Regions from separate parts of the Homo sapiens genome. Here region 2 is linked to region 1. The links are chromatin contacts, found by Hi-C or POLR2A ChIA-PET in ENCODE. All regions are on one chromosome and are shown on one strand. Each heading gives the region's core, a stretch centred on a gene start or an enhancer-like site at or near the end of the contact. The rest is flanking DNA. Distances are from core to core; before and after follow the strand shown.

Region 1 (4,828 bases), core at 1,579-4,078:
GCCGCACATGATGGCAGACAAAGGCTTGTTCCTGTTCAGCACTAACAGCTGTAAACTTTGCACAAGTGATTTCATCTGAACATGTGTTCATCCACTCATCCATAAGTAGAATATTGACACTCGCTTTGCTGAAGTGGAATAAGTTTTGCCTTGTCTATTTCATCCATGGCACTTACCATGCTCTAGAATGACATCTTTCCATGCTCTTCCCCAGCTGAAATGAAAGTGAGGTCCTTGCCAGCAGGAGCCTTGCCTCCTTTCTCCTCACTCTATTCCTTGCCCCAGCAGTCTCCTAGCACAGGCTCAGTAACATCAGTTCCTCATTCACTTTCTCTCCTCCTATATCCCTTTGACTTCTCAAGGTCAGTATGTATCAAACCAAACAACTAATCATTGTCTTCACTAGACCTGACCCATGAATTTAACAAACAAGTATTAAGTGCCAGGGTTAAGGGTTGAGACAGAAAGAAGATAGTTGAGACATTGTCTCATTGATGGAAATGTTCACTGTCTACTAGGGAGATGGATAATGACACTGGAATATGTATTTGTGACAGGATTAGAGACATTTCTCAGGGGGCCCCAAGCATAGAGAAGGAATGATTCTGACTATAGGGGTTGGAAAAGCCCTCTCAGAGAAGGTGATAATTATCCTGGGTCCTGATGAAAGAGTAGAAATTTGCCAGGCAGAGAAGATTGACAGATGGCTAGAAGAGTGGTGTGATGGGGCATGAACTAACATGGTGTGTTCAGCTGGAATGGAGGGCTGACACCATTTTCCCCCATTTTCTTAAGTGGAAATTTGACACATACACAAGAATAGAAAAAAAAATAGTTTAACACCCAAATAGTATAAAACACCCAGGTGATCACCCAGCTTCAACAACTATCAGCTCATGGACAATCTTGTTCTACCTACATGCTTACTCACTAAACCCCCATACCATTATTTTGACACAAATCTCAGACATTGAATAATTTCATTTGTAAATAATTTTTGGTTCTACATGCTATAACAATTCTGTGAAAAAAATTTTAAATAAATAAATACTTTGGTATCTTAAAAAGTTAAAGTATATCCTCTTTTTGTCCTTAAAAAGGAGTGATACATAGCATACTCTAACACTGCAACTTGTTTGTTTTATTTGTATCTTAGCCATCTATCTGGTGACCACACTGTATCAGGATATGTAGAATTGCTTTCCTCTTTTAGGAGGCTACCTAGTATTCCATTTGTGAATAGTTAACCTAGCCAGTCACCAGCTGATGGGCATTTAGGTTGTTCCCAATCTCCTAACATAAAAACAAAGCTGAGAGAATACCCTTAAATATACATCTTTGCTACCTATGGGGATTCTTGGATGTGGAATTAAATTCCAGTACATTCTTGGATGTAGGTTACATTCTTGGACGTAGAATTGCTGAGATCTTGTGCACATGGATTCTGAAAGGTGCTCCCTATTTGGCCCAACAGGTGCTTTAAATGATAGGACAAGGATGCTTTCTCTCTGTTGTCCAGGCTTTTGACACTTTGGAGTTCTCTTTCTGTCCCTTCCTTCGTTTACTCAGTGACATATCATACCAATCCAACTACCCCCAGCCTCCTCCCTCCATGTCCACTGCTGTGGTCCTGGGTCAGGCCTGAGTGCTTTCTTTCTTTCTTTTTTGAGACAAAATTTCGCTCTTGTCGCCAAGGCTGGAGTGCAGTGGTGCAATGTCGGGAAAGTAACTGCAACCTCTGCCTTCCAGGTTCAAGCGATTCTCGTGCCTCAGCCTCCCGAGTAGCTGGGATTACAGGCACATGCCATCATGCTCGGCTAATTATTGTATTTTTAGTACAGACGGGGTTTCACCATGTTGGACAGGCTGGTCTCGAACTCCTGACATCAAGTGATCCGCCCGCCTGGGCCTCCCAAAATCCTCGGATTACAGGCGTGAGCCACCATGCCCAGCCAGGCCGGCGTACTTTCTTATCAGGACAGTTGTGGCTATCAAGTCAGCACGTATTCTAATCATCTGCCAAAGCGAACATCCTAAAACAGGAACGAAATCATTCTCTTACTTAAACACCTCTGTTGGTGTCTCATCTACATTATTAAAAATCTAACTCCTTAGCCTGCCTTCAGTGCACTCTTGTTTGTCCCCAGATTCTCACTTATTTCTCATATACCTTAGGCTTCACTGAAACTGGATTCTGGTGCCTTACCTGGGACCGTGTTCACCCATTCCCTTCTTTTTCTGCTTGAAGAAAAGTGTTGCTCATCCTTGAAGGTAAACTTAAACTCCATGTCCTCCATAAAGCCACACAGTGTTAAGGGCCACTGGTTTTGGACTCAGGTTGACTTGGATTCTTATACTGTCTCTCTTTTGGGGGGATGTCATTTAATTCTTCTGAAACTCAGAGTTTTCATCTGTTAGAGAAAGACAAAAATACCTACCTTGGAGGATGATTGTGAGGCTCAGGGATGCGGGAATATAGTAGGAGCTGAATTAAAAGCAATTCTGATTATTTCCGTGGTCACTATTGCCGCCCCACCGCACTTGATTGCAGCCCCTGGTGCTACACCAGCTACATTTGCTTTATGTGACAGCAGGTTGTGGACAAGACTGCCTTGATCTCTAGACTGCAAGCTCGCTGTGGGCCGGGCTCACGATTCACCCCCGGATCTCCCAGCCCTGGCACCAAGCCGGCACTGGGGGCGCGCCATGCCTGCAGAATAAGTGGGGAAAGCGACAGGGATAAACGTAGAAAAACAAGCACAGACAGACGGAGAGAGGGCAGACTGGGAGGCAGGTTTTTCCCGGAGTCTCCACCGAAGGACAGAGAGGGCGGAGTCAGAATCGGGGGCGGGGGCCTGGCTCAGGAGGTGGGGCCTGGTTCGGAGGCGGGTCTCGGCGCGGACCCCTCCCTGGTCCGTCAGTGAACGTGCTCCGCGGGCTCAGTCCGCCCGCCGCTGCGTCCCGGAGTGCAAGTGAGCTTCTCGGCTGCCCCGCGGGCCGGGGTGCGGAGCCGACATGCGCCCGCTTCTCGGCCTCCTTCTGGTCTTCGCCGGCTGCACCTTCGCCTTGTACTTGCTGTCGACGCGACTGCCCCGCGGGCGGAGACTGGGCTCCACCGAGGAGGCTGGAGGCAGGTGCGTGGCGGGAATCCGGGTTCGGGTCAGAGGAAGGGAGCCGGGTCCGAGGACCGGGGCTGGGAATCGGAGATTCGGAGATTCGGGTTCCGGTATCGGAGGCGTTGGGAATTGAGGTTCACTTATCGGACTGGAATCCGGGTCTGGTATCCGGGCCCGCGTCCGCACGGTCTCGGACAGAAGGGTGGATGGGAGCCCGGCTCCGGGCCTGACTGGGACCTGTGTGGTGCTGGCTGCAGGGTGTGCAGGGCGTCACGCCGCGGTGCCTTTGGTTGGGTGGATTTGCCGAGGGAGACGCGGCGCTGAGCCTGCCCGCGCCGTTGCTTTCCCAGTCCCAGCCCTGGGCCCCATTTCCAGCCCACCTTCGCCCCCGTGCGGGCCCCCAGCCTCTTCAAGTCCACTTTCAACTGTCTCTCCTCCTCCCCACCCCACTTACGTCAGGTCTGCCCTTGAGACTTTAGACATTAGATCTTCAGGAGAAATATTGCATAGACAACTTTAAATTATTCACGAATTAATTATCGACTCTGCCCGTCTTCCTGGTTGTCTCTACTTTTACCTTTTTTTTTTTTTTTTCTGAGACGGAGTCTTGCTCTGTCACCCAGGCTGGAGTGCAGTGGCGCGATCTCGGCTCACTTTAACCTCCTCCTCCCGGGTTCAAGCGATTCACCTGCCTCAGTTTCCCAAGTAATTGGGACTACAGGCGCGCGCCACCACGGCCGGCTAATTTTTGTATTTTTAGTAGGGACGCGGGGGGGGGGTCTCATTATGTTGGCCAGGCTGGTCTCGAACTCCTGACCTCAGGTAATCCGCCTGCCTCAGCCTCCCAAAGTGTTGGGATTACAGGCGTGAGCCATCGCGCCTGGCCTCCTTTTCCCCTTCTAATGAACGACTGGTCGAGGCAGGAGGCAGAGCAATACTTACCTGGCCGGTTTTTGTGAGTGCTGCATACTCTTTATAAAGTGCATGGAAGTGTGCCTAGTACAGCATTGCGTGGTTAAGGGAATTACTGATATTTGACTATTAAGGCAGCTGTTTTCAGTTACTGTATTCTTTTGCTGTAGCTAAGAAGGCTCTGCTGTGGGTGTCGGACATACCGAGAGAAACTCTCGTGAGAAGTAGGAGGGTTTGCTCATGATTAATCAGTGATGGATTCAAGGACTGTTCAGATGGCAGAGGCAAGATAGCCTTGCTACTATAACCCTTGGGCAGGATTCAAAGTGCATTGAGGACCAGATTAAGAGCAGAGTTAAATAGTAGGCTCTTTGAAAGGGTTCGATTCAAGCCTGACATATTATCAAAAAAGTTACATTTATCCTATGGGATAGATATACTTTCCTGAAGAATCTCTAATTGGCTTTATAGTGAATGCTAAAAAGTCGTTTTACTTGGCACCTCAGGAACAGTTTGAAGTCTGAATTGTTCTTGGTTTGTGGGGGAGGCAGTGTCCTTGAAAGGAAGGCAATTTGAGACATTTAGAACTTGCCTGGAAATGAATCCATTTGCCTCTTAAGAACAGATTCTAAAATCCCAGAGCTAAAGGGGAACTTAATGACTGTTTAGCACCAACCTCTCACTTTTTAGATAAGGAAAGAGACTCAGGGACTAGTCCAAGGACGTAAAACAGAAAGTAGCAGGGTTGGGATGCTAACCCAGGTCTCTTGCTTCCAAACTAGGGCTCTCCTGTCTGTCTC
Region 2 (4,828 bases), core at 1,547-4,046, 330 kb before region 1:
TAAAGGGCAGTTCCCCTGCACACGTGCTCTTGCCTGCCCCCATGTAAGATGTGCCTTTGCTCCTCCTTCACCTTCCGCTATGAGGAGGCCTCCTGGGCCGTGTGGAACTGTGAGTCCATTAAGCCTCTTTTTCTTTATAAATTACCCAGTCTTGGGCATTTCTTCAGAGCAGTATGAAAATGGACTGATACACCACCTCTGCCAAGAATCTGTACATTGTCTAATGTGTTTTTCGTCTCACAGTAAGACCAAATAATTGATGTATCTAAAATGCTACACAACAACAACAACAACAACAAGTTTTTCTGACCTGTTGGAGAGGAATGAGGCCAACTATTCCTGCCACTCTCGTTTCTCCTTTACATGTACCTGTGAATAATAAGCAAATATGCTGTCCTATAATATAAAGGTGACCATATCAATTAGGAGCACATGTGTAAATAATCTAAAGATGGTTAGTTCAGTCTGCTGAGGTTTATGCATGCACAAGTCATGTTCATTTGTGATTCTCTGATACAATTTAGTAAAGAAGCATCCACACCTAGTTTATCTATTACTTTGGGGATTAGTAACCAAGTTCATTCTCAACTCCTGGAGCAGTAAAATCCGATTCTTTTTCTAGAGAGAGAAAAAAATATGTGAATACTTGAGACAAAAGCCAGAATTCAAATAACTGCAAATATCTAGGTGAAAATGGATTCATTACTTTCTCCTCTGGATACCTAATTAGTTAAGAAGATCTCCTTCTGTAGAATAAAGTATTTTAAAAGTTCATGAATTCCTGGGGGAAAGAAGAGAAACAGGCATTAAGTGTCTGACCACCCATGTCTCAACACGCTAGGCAGTTATCCTTCTTGTAGCCCTCACAACAGCCCTGCGAGGACTGGTTATTTTATCTCCTTATAGATGAAGAAACTTAGGCTCGAGAATGCTGGAACATCTCAGGGCACAAAGATGGGGGCAGAGAGAAGGTCTGAGTCCGGGGCAGATAGGCCTTCCACTCCAACAGTGTTTACCAGACCAGAATCACCTGGGAGTACTTGCGGAAAATACAAAATCCAGCAAGCCCCATTCTCTCCACGCCGCTCATCAACAGGAAAGCTTGGGAAAGACAATACTACTTCACGACCCAGTCAGGAGACCCGAACTTGTTCCATTCCTACATTCGTGACTTCTCCACCCAAGGACACTCCCCGCACCCGCGCCCCAACGCCTTCACAAAACCCAACATATCCGCGATCAAACCTTCAACTCTCCCAGTGGCCCCCAGAGGTCCAGAGCTTGGAATCTTCTTCTGCCTCCTCACCTCTGAATCCCGCCATTCTTCTCCCTCCTGTAGAATTTCATTTCCTGGCTGGGACCAGGCTCTAACCATCAGGCTTCCAGCCGGGCCCCGGAACTTGCAGCCCGCTCTAGCCTGTCTGGCTCCTGCCCGAGCCCCTCGGCTCCAGCCTGCTCTCATCCCAACCCTGCCTCTTCCGTCGGTCACGTTGTTTCCTCCGCTTGGAAGGACCTCTTTCCTCTCCGGGCCCTTCCCAGTGCTCGGGGAACTCCTACACAGCCTGCGCTCCTCCGCTTCCAGCCACCCTCGCCTCCCACCACCCTGGCTTTGGAGCTGAACCGGCCGCGCAGCCGGGCGGCGACCATCCGTCCCCCGGCCGCTGACCCCAGCGCTCCGGCCTCGCCGCAGTCCCTGGCCCCTCGGCGTTCGTTTCCCCACCCGCCACCTGGCTTTCGCCGCCGCCGCCCGGGAAGCCCTCGGCACTTCCCAGAATAGAGAGCAGCTGCCAACGTCAGGCTGCCGCCTGCCGCGGGGTTCCGGACACGCGGGGTCTGGGCGGAGAGGACGTGACTCCGCGCTGGCCTTCCGCCTTCCCTCCCCGGTCGGGAAACTGAGGCCCGGGACCGGGAACCACTTCCCCGCGAGCACGGTCCGCGAGGGCCCGGCCAACCCCGGTCCTAGGCGTCCCGACTCCCGCGCGCGATCCTTCGACCACACGCGCCGCTCGGTCACCTCAGAGAGCGTGGCGGGGAGCGGGTCTCAGAGCGAGCGCACGGCCCGGGAACGCGCAGGGCGCCAGCCCCGGCCAAGTCGCTGCGAAAGTTGTTGTCTCCCAGCCTGCCCTCGCCTCTCACCTCCGGGACACACCTTCCCGCTTGCCCTGGCAGCAGCGCACTCACATCCGGTCCACCTTGCGCACACCCCTCTCCGCGCTCACTCGCAGCCCCTCTCCCTCCCACGCCCGCGGCTCCCCGTCGCCCCCTCGCGCGCTCCCACCCGCGCCCGGGGCGCGCCTTCCCCGCCCCGCCGCTCGCCCGGCCTCGGCGCCGCGCCCGCCCGGGGTTCCGGCGCCCGGAGCCCCAGCCCGGGGCCGCGACCCGCTTCCGCCCGCCTGGCGCGGGGCCGGAGCCCGAGCAGCCACTGCCGAGCGCGGTGGGCGCGAGGCGAGGGGCGCAGCGGCGCGGGGCGGGGAGGGGGCGCTCGCTCGCTCCCTCTCGGCTGCGCACACGCCCGTACAAACTCTCACACAGACACACGCGGGGTGCGCTGCCGCCGCCCGCCGCTGCTCCTCCTCCCGCCACCGCCTTGAGAGGGAGAGAGAGGGAGGCAGAGAGAGCGCTTTGTCCGCGCGCCGCCGCCCGGCCCGGGACTCTGCCCCGAGGAGGCAGCCGCGCCGAGTCCCCGCCTCCGCCTCTGCCCCCGGGCGGGCCGGGCCGGCCGCGGTGGGGGGAGCCAGGCTGAGGGTGGGGGTGGGTGGCGGGCGGGCGGAGGGCGGGGAGGGGGGGCGGAGGAGGAGGAGAGACGAGGGCAGCGGAGGAGGCGAGGAGCGCCGGGTACCGGGCCGGGGGAGCCGCGGGCTCTCGGGGAAGAGACGGATGATGAACAAGCTTTACATCGGGAACCTGAGCCCCGCCGTCACCGCCGACGACCTCCGGCAGCTCTTTGGGGACAGGAAGCTGCCCCTGGCGGGACAGGTCCTGCTGAAGTCCGGCTACGCCTTCGTGGACTACCCCGACCAGAACTGGGCCATCCGCGCCATCGAGACCCTCTCGGGTGAGCACTCAGCGCGGCCCCCTCCCCCCGCCTCGCCCCGCTCAGGCCGGGACGGCGCCGGGAGGGAGGCCGAGTCCGGCGGGCGGCGCCCGGCGGCGGCTCCCGCGCCCGCACGCTCACTTCCACGCACCAGACCCTCAACTCTCGCCGCCGGCCCGCTCCTGGGACGGCCCGCTCCCCTCCCCCCACAGCTCTGGACTCTGCCCTCGCCCTCGGGGCCGCAGCCTTGGGGCGCCCCCCGTGCCGCTCCGAAGGCTCCCGAGGCTCGCCGGCTCCTTAGGGGCACCCCTCGTTCGCCTGGCGCCCCGGGCTGCTCTGAGCTTCCCCGCCCCCCACCCTTTGAGCGTCCCCTGTCTCACTTCTCCCCTGACCTTCCTGTCACCCCCTTTGTCAGGGTCCCCCCTTCCCCAAATCCAGCGTCTCTTCCTCCTCCCCCGGCCGGACCTTCTCTCTTCCAGTGCCTCGTGCCCAGAACCTCTCGCCCTCTGGCGTCTCCTGAGCCGCACTCTCCTTTCGAGCCCCCTCCCCACCTCGCCCCACGGCCCCCCACTTTTGGCACCCCCTCGGCGCCACCCTGGTGACCCCCTTCGAGATCTCGGGGCTCCCCCAGCCCCAGCCCTCGCACGACGGCACATCCCCTCGGTCCTTTCCCGAACCTCAGTCCCCTCTCGCTTGCTCTCTCAAGCGCTCCTATTTTTCTCTGAATTTTTTGTCCGATTTTATTGAGAAGAACTCGGGGCTGGGGGCTTTCCGCCGCCCGTCCCCCCGCCTCCCGCTCGGCCAGAAGCACCTTTTTACGAGGTGCCCTGTCTCAACTCGGTGGGGGCCAGGGTTGAGAACCGGGAAAGAGGCGACCGGGGGGCCCGCGAGCGCGCTGGAGCCCAGACAGGAGACGGAGAGCGACACACACACACACTCGCGCGCGCGCACTCCCCAACTCTCCCCAGCACACGCTCCGCTCCCAGCCGCGCGGGCCCCCGGGCCCCGGCCGGCGCCCCCCGAACCCCGGCCCGGCGGGAGCCCCTTCCCCACCGGCGTGTGGAGTGGGGGCGGGGCGGCGGCGAGGCCAAGGTGACACCCAGGAGCGGGCAGGGACAGGGCTGTCGCTGCGGCGGACTCCGGGGGGCTTCGGCTCGTTTTCTCGGGGCCACCGGGAGGAGAGGGCAGGGAGGGGAGCCCGGTGGAGCCTTCGGGCCCCGGATTAGCGGAATGGAGAGGTGGGGGCCGGGAGAGCAGCGGGGCCGCGCCAGCCCTGCAGCTTGAGTTTCAAATGAGCTCATCCTTTCAAATTGGCGCCGCTCTTTATTAAATTTGTTTTTCCGGTAATGCCACCCACGGCTATACCTGGGGTCCGACCCGGGCTCGCACCCTCCTCGCCTTGTCCCGAGACACGGGGCGCCCACCTTTCTTTCTACTGGGAACCAAGTTCGCCCAGCTCGATCCGGGTAGGAGACCCCTTGGGGGCGCCCGAAGGCGGAGCCCGAGCGTGGAGTTCCGTGCGTGCCCCCCCTAGACCCCCGCGGGCTTGATCTAAGCAAGGTTCTGAGTGCTTTAATTTCTGTTTTAAAGGTAAAGTGGAATTGCATGGGAAAATCATGGAAGTTGATTACTCAGTCTCTAAAAAGCTAAGGTAAATATACTTTGCTTAGTTTTTTTTTTGCGATTGGCCTTACGTATAAGTAAAAAACGTACACACAGCTTTAAAAAACGTGCTCTTGGTAGTTTTTAAAGGGGCTTTTGTTTGTTTTGTTAGTGGAGATACATAGTTTAGAA

Evidence for each region. Hi-C counts contacts between places; a loop is a spot of excess contacts on that map. ChIA-PET counts read pairs that join two places held with the same protein, here RNA polymerase II (POLR2A). Pooled maps may share reads with other maps.
Region 2: a loop to region 1 is called in a pooled map, with 5 times the contacts of the local background. The contact joins the promoter of IGF2BP2 here to the promoter of TMEM41A-DT in region 1. A Hi-C loop is called at or near these places in 1 of 37 single-sample maps with no recorded cell type and 5 of 50 pooled maps. POLR2A ChIA-PET finds 5 or more read pairs at or near these places in 1 of 52 experiments (activated naive CD4-positive, alpha-beta T cell).

The regions. Positions count from the first base shown.
Region 1 is chr3:185,497,149-185,501,976 of GRCh38, reverse strand. TMEM41A-DT (TMEM41A divergent transcript) reads right to left here and starts at 2,828. Exons shown (of 3, transcript XR_924792.3): 1 at 2,207-2,828. TMEM41A (transmembrane protein 41A) reads left to right here and starts at 2,942. Exons shown (of 5, transcript NM_080652.4): 1 at 2,942-3,134. The coding sequence starts at 3,016. RefSeq lists a silencer at 2,821-2,960.
Region 2 is chr3:185,823,010-185,827,837 of GRCh38, reverse strand. IGF2BP2 (insulin like growth factor 2 mRNA binding protein 2) reads left to right here and starts at 2,796. Exons shown (of 16, transcript NM_006548.6): 1 at 2,796-3,055; 2 at 4,625-4,685. The coding sequence starts at 2,878. RefSeq lists silencers at 1,979-2,068, 2,479-2,748, 2,760-2,990 and an enhancer at 3,930-4,793.